2 separate regions of the Homo sapiens genome follow, and region 2 is linked to region 1. A link is a contact called in ENCODE Hi-C or POLR2A ChIA-PET data. All regions are on one chromosome and are shown on one strand. The core of a region is the stretch at or near the end of the contact, and the rest is flanking DNA. Distances in the headings are between cores, read along the strand shown. Region 1 has its middle 21 kb from the start of COL9A2. Region 2 overlaps RLF (RLF zinc finger).

The links. Hi-C counts contacts between places; a loop is a spot of excess contacts on that map. ChIA-PET counts read pairs that join two places held with the same protein, here RNA polymerase II (POLR2A). Pooled maps may share reads with other maps.
Region 2: a pooled map shows a loop between it and region 1 (2.8-fold over the local background). The contact joins two enhancer-like sites. A Hi-C loop is called at or near these places in 5 of 50 pooled maps. POLR2A ChIA-PET finds 5 or more read pairs at or near these places in 11 of 52 experiments (B cell, HEK293, IMR-90 and 8 more).

What each region holds. Positions count from the first base shown.
Region 1 is chr1:40,335,111-40,341,163 of GRCh38, reverse strand. No RefSeq gene overlaps it. Among named protein-coding and RNA genes, the nearest start is that of COL9A2, 21 kb to the right of the region's middle. Within about 2 kb of position 2,308, at least 6 of the 41 ENCODE cell types and tissues checked have a DNase peak (open chromatin) inside an H3K27ac peak, as active enhancers do.
Region 2 is chr1:40,183,369-40,189,421 of GRCh38, reverse strand. RLF (RLF zinc finger) reads right to left here. Exons shown (of 8, transcript NM_012421.4): 2 at 213-367. Among named protein-coding and RNA genes, the nearest start is that of RLF, 25 kb to the right of the region's middle. RefSeq lists a silencer at 2,687-2,876. Within about 2 kb of position 2,806, at least 2 of the 41 ENCODE cell types and tissues checked have a DNase peak (open chromatin) inside an H3K27ac peak, as active enhancers do.

The DNA of each region.
Region 1 (6,053 bases), core at 1,059-3,558:
GATTTTTAGGGACCTTGGAATAAGGTGAATGCATTTTGTTCGTGAGACAGGTATGAATACTGGGGCCAGAGAATGGTCTGTGGTAGGCAGAATAATGATCTACCAAAGATGCCTCCAGAACCTGTGAATCTGTTACATTACATGGCAAAAAGGGACTTTGAAGAATTGATTAAATTAAGGATTATGAGACAGGGAGATTATCCTACATTACCTAATAGGCCCAATATAATCACAAGGTCCTTAAAAGTGGAAAGGGGGCCGGGCGTGGTGGCTCATGCCTGTAGTCCCAGCACTTTGGGAGGCTGACGCAGGCAGATCACTTGAGGTCAGGAGTTCAAGACCAGCTTGGCCAACACGGTGAAACCCCGTCTCTACTAAAAATACAAAATTATCCAGACGTGGTGGCAAGCACCTGTAATCCCAGCTACTCAGGAGGCTGAGGCAGGGGAATCACTTGAACCTGGGAGGCGGAGGTTGCAGTGAGGCGAGATCACACCATTGTACTTCAGCCTGGGCAACAAGAGTGAAACTCCATCAAAAAAAAAAAAAAAAGTGGAAGGGGAAGACAGAAGAGAGAAGCACAGGGAGATTTTACTATAGTATGGTCAGTAAGATGTAACTTTGTTGGTTTTGAAGATGGAGGAAGGGGAAACCAAGAAATGTGGGAAGCCTCTAGAAGGTGGGAAAGGCTGGGCAATGAGTTATCTCCTTGAGCCTCCAGAAAGGAACACAGAGGAAAAACAATGGAGCAAAACTGGAAGCAAGGAGTTAAAATAAGAGGCAGTTGCAATACCCCCAAGCAAAAGAGGATGGTATGCTGAATAAGGTAGGTGCAGTGGGGATGGAGAGAGGTGGATGGATTAAACACCTATGAGGTATAGTCACTGGGACAAGGCGATAATATTTCTCGGGGAGGAGAGAGGGAAGTCTCTTCTCCAGGATGACATCCATAGTTTTGGCTTATGCAATAGGGCAGAGGGTGGGACCACTGGCTGTGTAGGCCACACAGGAAGAGGAACAGGTTTGTGGGCAAGAAGATAATTTCATTTGGGACATGTCAGTTTGGTGGTGCCTGTGGAACATCTGAGAAGCAGTTGGATAAGCAGGTCTGAGACTCAGGAAAACATATAGGCAGCAGTTAAAGTCAACCCGATGGATAAGATGGCCCAGGAAGAGTATAAAGAATAAGAAGATAGGACAGGACCTTGTAGAGTGCTAAGTAAGGGTGTGCAGAGAAAAGAAATCTGCAAGGGGCCTGAGAAAGAACAGCTGGAGAGGTAGGAGGAAAGCCAGGAGAGTGTAGTTCATGTAAGCGGACACTAAAGCTTATCAGTGTTGGACCAGCACTGGGAAGGAATCAGATGGAACAAGTGGGAGGTCAGATGAAACCAGGGTCAGGATTGGCAATTCTGAGGAGTTTGGAGTTGCTCTGTTCTAGCTGGAGAGAGAAGCACCTGTGGGAAGCTGATGGTTGGTATTTTCTGCCAGGCATAAGAGGGCAGCCAGAGGCCAGGTGAGCAAACCTGTTTAGCACTCTGGCTCAGCCCAGAATGGGCAGCTGTTTCCAGGAAGGGGTTCTAGGTCGTCTCACTGTGCTGTAATTAAGAGACTCAGCCCCTGCCCCAACTTGCTCCACGGGACTGACCAGCTGTGTTTGCTCTTCTCTAGCAGGGAAGGGGGATCATCTGTCACCTACTCTGTTTTCTGAACATTCATCCCACTCCCTGCCTTTCTTACAAAGTTCCTTCTGCCAATTAACCGGGTGTGGTGGCGGGCGCCTGTATTCCCAGCTACTTGGGAGGCTGAGGCAGAAGAATCGCTTGAAACCGGAAGGCAGAGGTTGCAGTGAGCAGACATTGCGACACTGCACTCCAGCCTGGGCGAAAGAGCGAAACTACATCTCAAACAAACAAAACGAAGTTCCCTTCTGCCGAAAACAAATATCCAAAGCGTTCTGGGCACTGTGCTAAGTACTTCATGGTCATCAAGAGACACTATTCTCCCCATCTCACAAATGAGGAAACTGAGGCTTAAAGAGATGAAATGACTTGCCCAAGGTCACAGTCAGTATGTGGTAGAACCAGGATCCAAGTCTAGCTGAATCCAAATTCTAAGTTCTAACTCCCCAGAAACCACGACTGCTCCCTCGCTGGGTTCCCACAGTGCTTTATCTGCCTCTATGCCCGTTTCATCTCGCTAGCAGCTCCTGGAGAAAGGGGCTTTTAATTCGTCTTGTCAAGCTGTCATCATGGTGTGCTGCCGCAGAGGACCACTAGGTGCCGCCAGAGCACCAGCCAGCCTGATTTACTGCTCACCTGGAGTCGGTCTAAAGGAGCAACTGGTGGGGAAGGGAGCTGGGCCTTTTCTTCCTGCCCTGCAGCCCACCTCTCCTTCCTATCGGAGGTGGGAAGAAACGACTGGAAGATTGGAAGGTTAGAAATTAGAGATTTGGCCGGGCGTCGTGGCTCACGCCGGTAATCCCAACACTTTGGGAGGCAGAGGCAGGTGGATCACATGAGGCCTGGAGTTCGAGATCAGCCTGGCCAACAGGGTGAAACCCCGTCTCTACTAAAAATACAAAAATTAGCCGGGCGTGGTGGTGCACATCTATAATCCCAGCTGCTCAGGAGGCTGAGGCAGGAGCTGAGGTTTGAACCCACGAGGCAGAGGTTGCACTGAGTCGAGATGGCGCCACTGCACCCCAGCCTGGGCAACAGTCAGAGCTGGTCTCAAAAAATAAATAAATAAATAAATAAATTTAGAGATCTGAGGAGTGTAAACTGGAGCAGCCCAGGGCTCAAGTCAAACAGAAGATCCTAAGAGTTCTCTAAGAAAGCTAGAACCAGCAAAATAAAATATTGCGGCAAACATCTCCAGGCTGGGTCTCAGCCCCACTCCTCTGTCCTCCCTTTTTGTGCAGATCCTAAAATGCACAACCCTATGCTGTGGCTGTAGTGGAAAGTGGGGAAAATGTATGTTACTGAGACCTATCCAGAGCTAGAAACTGTGGGAAAACAGGTGTGTGTCCTTGGGGAAATCACTTCACACCTCTAAGCTTCAGTCTTCTTGTAAATAAAATGAGGATAGGCCCAGCACAGTGGCTCACGCCTGTAATCCCAGCACTTTGGGAGGCCAAGGTGGGAGGATCGCTTGAGCCCAGGAGTTCAAGACCAGCCTGGACAACATAGTGAGACCTCTTCTCTATTAAAAATAAATAAATAAATAAAATGAGGATAATCAAGGGACCTACCTCGTTGAGCGGTTGTGAGGAGTTAAAGACAAAATGCATGTACCACACTGATACAATATCTGTCATATAGCAAGTGCTTAATAAATATTGTTATAAACACAATAATTATGATAATATAAATATTTAAATGATAAGCATTATTGTTGTATTTGTCAGGATTCTCCAGAGAAACAGAACCAATAGGATATATATAGATAACGTAAGAGGAAATTTATTACGGGCGTTGGCTCATGCGATTACAAAGGCCAAGAAGTCCAATGATAAACTGTCTGCAAGCTGAGAACCAGGAAAGCCGGTAGCGTAATTTAGTCCCCAGTGGAAGGCCTGAGAGTGGGGTTGGGGAGGGAAACCGGTTCAAGAACCAGGAGCTCCGATGTCCAAGGGGAGGAGAAAATAGATGTCCCAGCTCAAGGACAGAGAGAATTCACCCTTCCTCTGCCTTTTTATTCAAGCCCTCAATGGACTGGATGCTGCCCACTCACATAGATGAAGGTGGATCTTCTTTGCTCTCAGTCTACTGATTCAAACGTTAACTCTTCCAGAAACACCCTCAAAGGCACACCCAGAAATAATGTTCTACCAGCTAATATCCCTTAGTCCAGTCAAGATGACACGTAAAATCAGTACACAAAATTAACAGTCACTGCTGGGCGTGGTGGCTCACGCCTGTAATCCCAAAACTTTGGGAGGCTGAGGCGGGAGGATCACCTGAGTTCAGGAGTTCGAGACCAGCCTGGCCAACATGGTGAAACCCTGTCTCTATGAAAAATACAAAAAAATTAGCCAGGCATGGTGGCGGGTGCCTGTAATTCCAGCTACTCTGGAGGCTGTGGCAGGAGAATTGCTTGAACCCAGGAGGCAGAGGTTGCAGTGAGCCGAGATCACACCACTGCACTCCAGCCTGGGCAACAGAGTGAGACTCCATCTCAAAAAACATTATAAGCAAATCAAAGAAAATTGAGGACTACCAGATTATAATTTCTGACCCATTATCTTTCACCCAACTTGGTCTTGAACAACTAGTAGCTATTTCTCAAATCCAATCCACCTTCAAGGTTTAACAAACAAATAAAAATATGTTCACACACCTTCAAAATAATCTGATAGAAGTTCTGAAGATAGGCTGGGTGAGGTTCACACTTGTAATCCCAGCACTTTGGGAGGCCGAGGCAGGCAGATCACGAGGTCAGAGGATCCAGATCATCCTGGCTAACAGGATGAAACTCCATCACTACTAAAAATACAAAAAATTAGCTGGGCTTGGTGGCACACAGCTGTAGTCCCAGATACTCGGGAGGCTGAGGCAGGAGAATCGCTTGAACCCGGGAGGCAGAGGTTGCAGTGAGCCGAGATCGTGCCATTGCACTCCAGCCTGGGCAACAAAAGCAAGACACCGTCTCAAAAAAAAAAAATTAATGATCACCATTAATAATAAGTGGTAGTTCTCGGCCGGGCGCAGTGGCTCACGCTTCTAATCCCAACACTTTGGGAGGCCGAGGCGGGTGGATCACCTGAGATCAGGAGTTCAAGACCAGCCTGGCCAACATGGTGAAACCCCATCTCTACTAAAAATACAAAAATTATCCAGGCGTAGTGGTGCAGGCCTGTAGTCCCAGCTACTTGGGAAGCTAAGGCAGAGAATCGCTTGAACCCAGGAGACCGAGGTTGCAGTGAGCTGAGATCGTGCCATTGCCCTCCAGCCTGGGCAACAGAGTGAGATTTGGTTCCAAATAATGAAAATAATAATAATAATAATAATAATAATAATAATAATAATAAATGGTAGTTCTTAGCTGCTGCCTTCATGATGACATCATTTAATTATCTTCTCACACTACAGGCCTGACACATAACGTCCTCAACAAATATTTGTAGGATAAAAAAATAAAAATAGTTTTCACTCATGTTCTCTGTGTTAATCCAGCTTGTTGATCCTGGAGAGACTTTCTGGATGTGGTGTCTTTAAGGATCAACAGGAGTTTGCTGAGGATAATTGCACCTTCTATATTAAACAGAACAGTGCCTAGATAACAGAGAAAGTGTTCGGTAAATACTTTGGAAAGAAGAAAGGGAAAGAGGAAGAAAGGAAAGGGAAAAGAGAGAAAAGAAGGAAGAGGAAGAAGAGAGGAGTGAAAGAAAAGCTCAAGAAGGGCCTGATACACTGTCTCACGCCTGTAATCCTCACATTTTGGGAGGCCAAGGCAGGAGAATCACATGAACCCAGGAGTTCAAGACCAGCCTGAGAAACATAGTGGGGCCTTATCTCTTAAAAAAAAAAAAAAAAAAAAAAGACACAAAACAACAACAAAAACCTTAAGATTTTTTCCTTTAAAACTTAGCCTTCACTTGAAACTCATCAAGGAGGTTTTAAATTTGAGCTAAGGATCTCTGAGACAGGCTGCAAATAGGATCTCTAGCAAGACGTGGTTTTGTTTGTTTGTTTTTTGAGACGGAGTTTCGCTCTTGTTGCTCAGGCTGGAGTACAATGGCGCAATCTCATCTCACCGCAACCTCCCAGGTTCAAGCGATTCTCTGCCTCGGCCTCCTGAATAGCTAGGATTACAGGTGTGCACTATCACGCCCAGCTAATTTATGTAATTTTAGTAGAGACGGGGGTTTCACCATGTTGGCCAGGCTGGTCTTGAACTCCTGACCTCAGGTATCCACCCAACTCAGCCTTCCAAAGTGCTGGGATTACAGGCGTGAGCCACCGCGCCTGGCCCAAAATGTTTCTTAGAGAGCTGATATCACTACACTTTAGGTCCCGATAGTCCCACAAGTTTCCTCTAATGTAGCTGTCAGC
Region 2 (6,053 bases), core at 1,557-4,056, 150 kb after region 1:
ACTCTAGAGGCAAGTTAAAGATGATGTTGCTTGGCTGGAGCTTCACTTGGACTATATCTCCTGGGAACGTGAGTAGGAAGGAAATTTCATTCAATGGTATGACTCTAATGGTGCTCTGAAGAATAAATGTGATGCCACTGTAAAGAGAAACCAGGCAAACAACACGACCAATGGTACTCAATTTTAAGAGTGATTTAAGTTCTCAAACTTACAGTACTAATCTGCCAAGCACTAAGAGGACATCTTCACATTCAGTAGTTAAGTATGGACGTGCACTGGCAAAGCTTTGGATGGCAAGTCGATATACCTCCAGAAGATACACAATATGTTCTGATGCATTCTTGTTGCTTGCATATTGCAATAAGGTCTACAAAATAAAATTAAAAATTATTTACAAATAAAAATAATGAAACAGATTGTCTTTGTCCTCAAACACACCACATAGCTCTCCCATTTTTTTTCTAACAGATGCATATACCTTTTATTTGCCTTTTAAGGCTCTGGTTTGTTTAGAAGCTTCTATTTTCATCACTTAATGAATGATTTCTGCTGAGTTAAAGAAATGGCAGAACTACTCTTTTGATGTCAGAATAATTCTAAGAGTAGAGCCATAAAATGTCTAGTTGTTCTCACTATAGGTCTGGAGTTGCCATCTCTATAATTCAATAATGAGTTTTCAACCATGTGCCAAGCACTGGGTACATAAGAATAAGACTATGATCCCTGCCTTCTACAACAAGAGATGAATTATTCCTGAATATGACTCTCAGTTCTACAGCACCATAAAATCCTTTTTTTTTTTTCTGGACACATGGAATTGATTAGGCTTCCAAGGGTTAATTTATGCTAACTAATTTCTAAAAGGTTAATGTTATATTGATATTTTTATTTTTCACTAGCCCTGTATCCTCAACAAAATATATATTTATTTTTTATAAAGTTTATGAAGAAAATTACCATATAGGCCAAATGCCAGTTTATTTGGTTACAATGGGGGGAATAGTCCTCTTACCACACAGGGTACCCTATTCCTCATACTGTGGCATCTGAGAAGTTATCTGGTGAGTATTGAATCTAAACCAAAAGAAAATGAAACCACAATAAAGCCTGATAAATTATATGTGTCCTATCACTAAAAATTTGTCCAAATGATGGTGGAAAGCTGGCTTATGTTCTCCCTGGACAGTGTTGAAAAATCACTGCCAAATTCATGTTTGGGGACTCTCCTTCTGAGTTCCATGGAGTTGTTTTCTCTCTTGTTCATATATATCTTCCTTCTGACAACTGATTAGGTTTTGCCTATTCTTAATTGGTATATCTAGTTAAGACGTGAAGTATGTAGTACAGTCTAACATAAGCAGGATACAGCCTTCTCCCTGGAATACACATTCTGTCTGACTGGGCTAGGGAGTTCCTAATAGGCTTTTGGTTGGGGATACTTCTATAGGCAAGTCTTATTTTCAGAGGATAGCTTTAACATGAGTGAAATACATCTTATCTGAATTCATTACCCTAGAATAATGTCTTCAAACATTCCTAACTTCCTGTCTTTGATTTTTCTGCCTAAACAACTACAAATAACTACAATAGTAGCGCAGGATTCTGCTGGATTTTCTGCAGCTTTAGTTTCCACACAAATGGTCCCTGTATGAGTTCTGGTAACTGACTGTTAGCATCATCTTGATTACTTTAACATTTAAAAAAAGAGAGAGAGAGAAACAACTTACAAGGAAATATACCATAGACCATTATACCATATACAGTAAAAGTTCCCTTAACTAATATATTGCATTATCTGATCTTTGCATACCTGAATCATTACAGTCAGTTGAGCTATTTTTAGTATACCGACCTACTCAATTAAGTATCTTGCTACTTGGTCACAGTCACTTTAGATAAATGCCCTTCTGTAATTTCAGAAAAGCAACATGTCACCACTTAATCAAATCCCTAATTTTAATAAAATAAAAAAACTGAGTAACATTATAAAACTGACCCCTAAGCAATCCTGCTTCCCAGCTGAATTAGTAGAGAAAGAATGCAGAATGGGTGTCTGTTACATAACTAAGATTTCACCTAATTTATTAAAATCAGCCAGGTGCTGTGGCTCACGCCTGTAATCCCAGCACTTTGGGAGGCCGAGGCGGACGGATCACAAAGTCAAGAGATCGAGACCATCCTGGCCAACATGGGTGAAACCCCGTCTCTAAAAATACAAATATTAGAGATGGGCGTGGTGGCGCGCGCTTGTAGTCCCAGCTGCTCAGGAGGCTGAGGCAGGAAAATCGCTTGAACCTGGGAGGCGGAGGTTGCAGTGAGCCAAGATTGCGCCACTGCACTCCAGCCTGGCGACACAGCAAGACTGTCTCAAAAAAAAAAACCAAAAAACAAAAAACAAAGAAATTTATTAAAATCTATGTTACAAAAAAATTCTGGTTTAGGTCAGTAAGTTACTTACTGTCTGCATTGGCTAATCTAAGAATTAAGGAGTTTCAAAAATTTATATTTAGTGCCAGATTTATGTTCCTTAAAGTCAGACATTATGTCTCATCAATCCTTATAGGCCTACCACTCCTCTACCCACTTCCACCCCCACAGGACATTCTCAAGTCTCACTAAATGTCTGCTGAATACATTCACCATTTTATTCATTTGACAAATATTTTTCAATAGATTATCACACATAAAGTGCTAGATGCAGTGGGGGCGGGCAGACATGTGGCCTATCCTCACAGAGCTTTCAGAATGAGTCAATACAACATGATGGCTGAAACCACACATGCAAATTAACCAACTGCTAACTAAAGTATGCAAAGAGAAGGACAGAGTGCATACAGATGGGGTTAGTCTTTCCACAATCCACCTGTCCACTTAGAACGCTCTTGCCACCAATCTAATAGCTTCTGACAGACATTCCACCAGGACTTCTGTAAGCTACACAATTTCAAAGATTCAATACTCTTGAGGAACTTCCAGTTTGCTCTATACTAATTTATACTTTTTATATTCCTAAATCTTTACCCCCTCATGTGTTGGTTCAAATTAAGTAGTGAGATCTCTTATACCCACTATAAGCATACTCTGGGTATGTGAAGAATGGCTGGAATAATCAATCTTCTTCATTATCACTTTTTTTTTAAATTGAGATAGAGTCTCATTCTATCACTGCTGGTGATCCTCCCACTTCAGCCTCCCAAGTAGCTGGGACTACAGGCATGAACCACTGTGGCTAGCCAGGCATTTTCTTTCTTTCTTTTTGTTTTTTTAATCAAGTCTCACTCTGTCACCCAGGTTGGGGTGCGGTGGTGAAATCTCGGCTCACTGCAACCTTCACCTCCCAGATTCAAGTGGATCCTTTCACCTCAGGCTCCTGAGTAGCTGGGATTACAACTGTGCGCCACCAGGCTCGGTTAATTTTCCTGTTTTTAGTAGAGATGGGGTTTCACCATTTTGGCCAGGCTGGTCTCGAACTCTTGACCTCAAGTGATCCGCCTGCCTTGGCCTCCCCAAGTGCTGGGATTACAGGCAAAAGCCACCTCGCATCCAGCCTTTGTGGTTTTTTTTTTTTTTTTTTTTTTGCTTTTTTTTTTTTTTTGAGACAGTCTCACTCTGTCAGCCCAGGCTAGAGTGCAGTGGCACGATCTTGGCTCACTGCAAGCTCCACCTCCCAGGTTCACGCCATTCTCCTGCCTCAGCCTCCCAAGTAGCTGGGACTACAGGCACCCGCCACCATGCCCGGCTAATTTTTTTTTTTTTTTTTTTTTTGTATTTTTAGTAGAGACGGGGTTTCACCGTGTTAGCCAGGATGGTCTCGAGCTCCTGACCTCGTGACCTGCCCGCCTCGGCCTCCCAAAGTGCTGGGAGCCACTGCGCCCGGCTTTTTTTTTTTTTTTTTTTTTTTTTTAATGCAAGATTAGGTTGAAAGGATTACAGCCATCCAAATAACAGGATGGCTGTAATCCTTTCAACCTAATCTTGCATTTAAAAAACTGGACTAGGCAAGGTGGCTCACGCCTGTAATCCCAGCACTTTGGGAGGCCGAGGCAGGTGTATCACTTGAGGTCAGGAGTTCAGACCAGCCTGGCCAACATGGTGAAACCCTGTCTCTACTAAAAATACAGAAAGTAGCCGGGCGTGGTGGCGCATGCCTCTAGTCCCAGCTACTTGGGAGGCTGAGGCTGGAGAATTGCTTGAACCCGGCTAGAGTTCAGTGGTTCAATCACAGCTCACTATAACCTCAAACTCCTAGGCTCAAGTGATCCTCTCTCCCACCCACCTCAGCCTCCTGAGTAGCTAGGACTGGAGAAGTGCATCACCATGCCCAGCCAATTAAAAAAAACTTTTTTTTTGTAGGGACAGGGTCTCTTTGCTGCCCAGTCTGGTCTCAAATTCCTGGGCCTCAAGTGGTCCTCCCACCTTGGCCTCTCAAAGTGCTGGGATTACAGGTGTGAGCCACTGTACCCAGCCACGGTCTCTTATTTTTCTTTAGGAACTGAAATCACAACTGAAGAGAAAAGGGGCAATAAATGATAAAGATGACCTCCTAAAGTTCATTCTACAGTGACCAAATTAATGACCTCTCTCTTTTGTTTCAGTAAACTCATTCCACAAATACCTACTATTTTGTACTGTGCTGGGAAGTAAGGATGGAGACTCTATTCCTGCCCTTGAAAGGCTATGATATATACTAAGGGGTCAGATATATAAGTAAAAAATTAGCTCACTTACGCACCATATTTGACTATTCGGTGCTCTCATTCACATCCCAAGCAGATTACCCTCAAATTACTCTCTCAAGTCCTTGCTATATACCTCAACTGCCTATTACATATTTCCATCTGGATGTCCTATTCAAATCTCAAACTCAGCATGTCCAAAACCAAACATCTTCCCCAGCAAATATGCTCTTCCTCCTATGTTCCATCTGCCTCCTTTCAGGAGCCAGAGCTAAAAAACTATCTTTGAAACCACCACACCAAAGTTTGTTGATTCTATCTCAGAAATATCTTTGTCTCCTGTCCCTATGCTTTATCTCTGTAGCCATTCACCTAAACCAGGCCCCCAATATCCCTCATCTAGACTGCTACATTGGTTCACTTCTCTAGGCTAAATAACCTCTAGTTCTGTATATGTGTTATAATCACGTATGTCTGTACATTGAAAAAATTAATGTCCAAGGGGAAAATGACTAGAAGAAATTAACTAAAATGCTTACATGGTTAGCACTGAGGTAGCAGGAATATGAGCAATTTTTGTCATCTTTATACTTTTCTAAACTTCTCAAATTTTCTTTAATAAGCATGACTACATTTTCAAAGCAAAAAAAATCTCCCCTCACCCTTAATTCTCTCTACATTTCTCACTACATGGTTTCAAGGAGCTTGGCAGCATTCTGACTATTCCTTGAAACTATCAAGAAAGGAGAATTTCTTTCAGGATGGTCACATTTAATGTTTAAAGAATACATTCCAATTTAAATTTCACATAGTTCAGGATTAACTTTCCTAATGAAATAATTATATTTACTGAGCACATAGTATGGGTTAGGCACTTCCTAAGAGCTTTACGGCCACTAAACTTATTTAATATGCACAACTCCATGAGCTAGGAGTTATTATCAGCCCATTTCAAAAATGAGGAGCCACTGTCAAGTTGTCTTTTGGGAATTTTTTTTTTTTTTAAATGAGGAAACATGAGAGATTGAATTATTTGGGCAAAGTCATCCAATAGGTGTTAGATTCAGGATTTGAACTAGAGCCATCTGGCTCCTCAGCCCACACTTAATCACCACGCTTTCTTTATGCCTTTTCACAATTCAACTATTTTAAGTGTGCTTTTAAATTCTGCCCCCTCACCCCCAGCATCAGCTTTAATATTTTGTAGCAAGTTGTGTCATGGTCATCATTTGGCCTTCTTCCCGAGTTTACAACATCTAACTTCCATTCTAAAGTGAATGCTTCTGGGGAATGTTTTCAAGCAATGGCACTGACAGATATCCTGTACTTCAGAATGCTGGTGGGTCACAAAAAACTGACAAAAGATAGCTAGTGTTT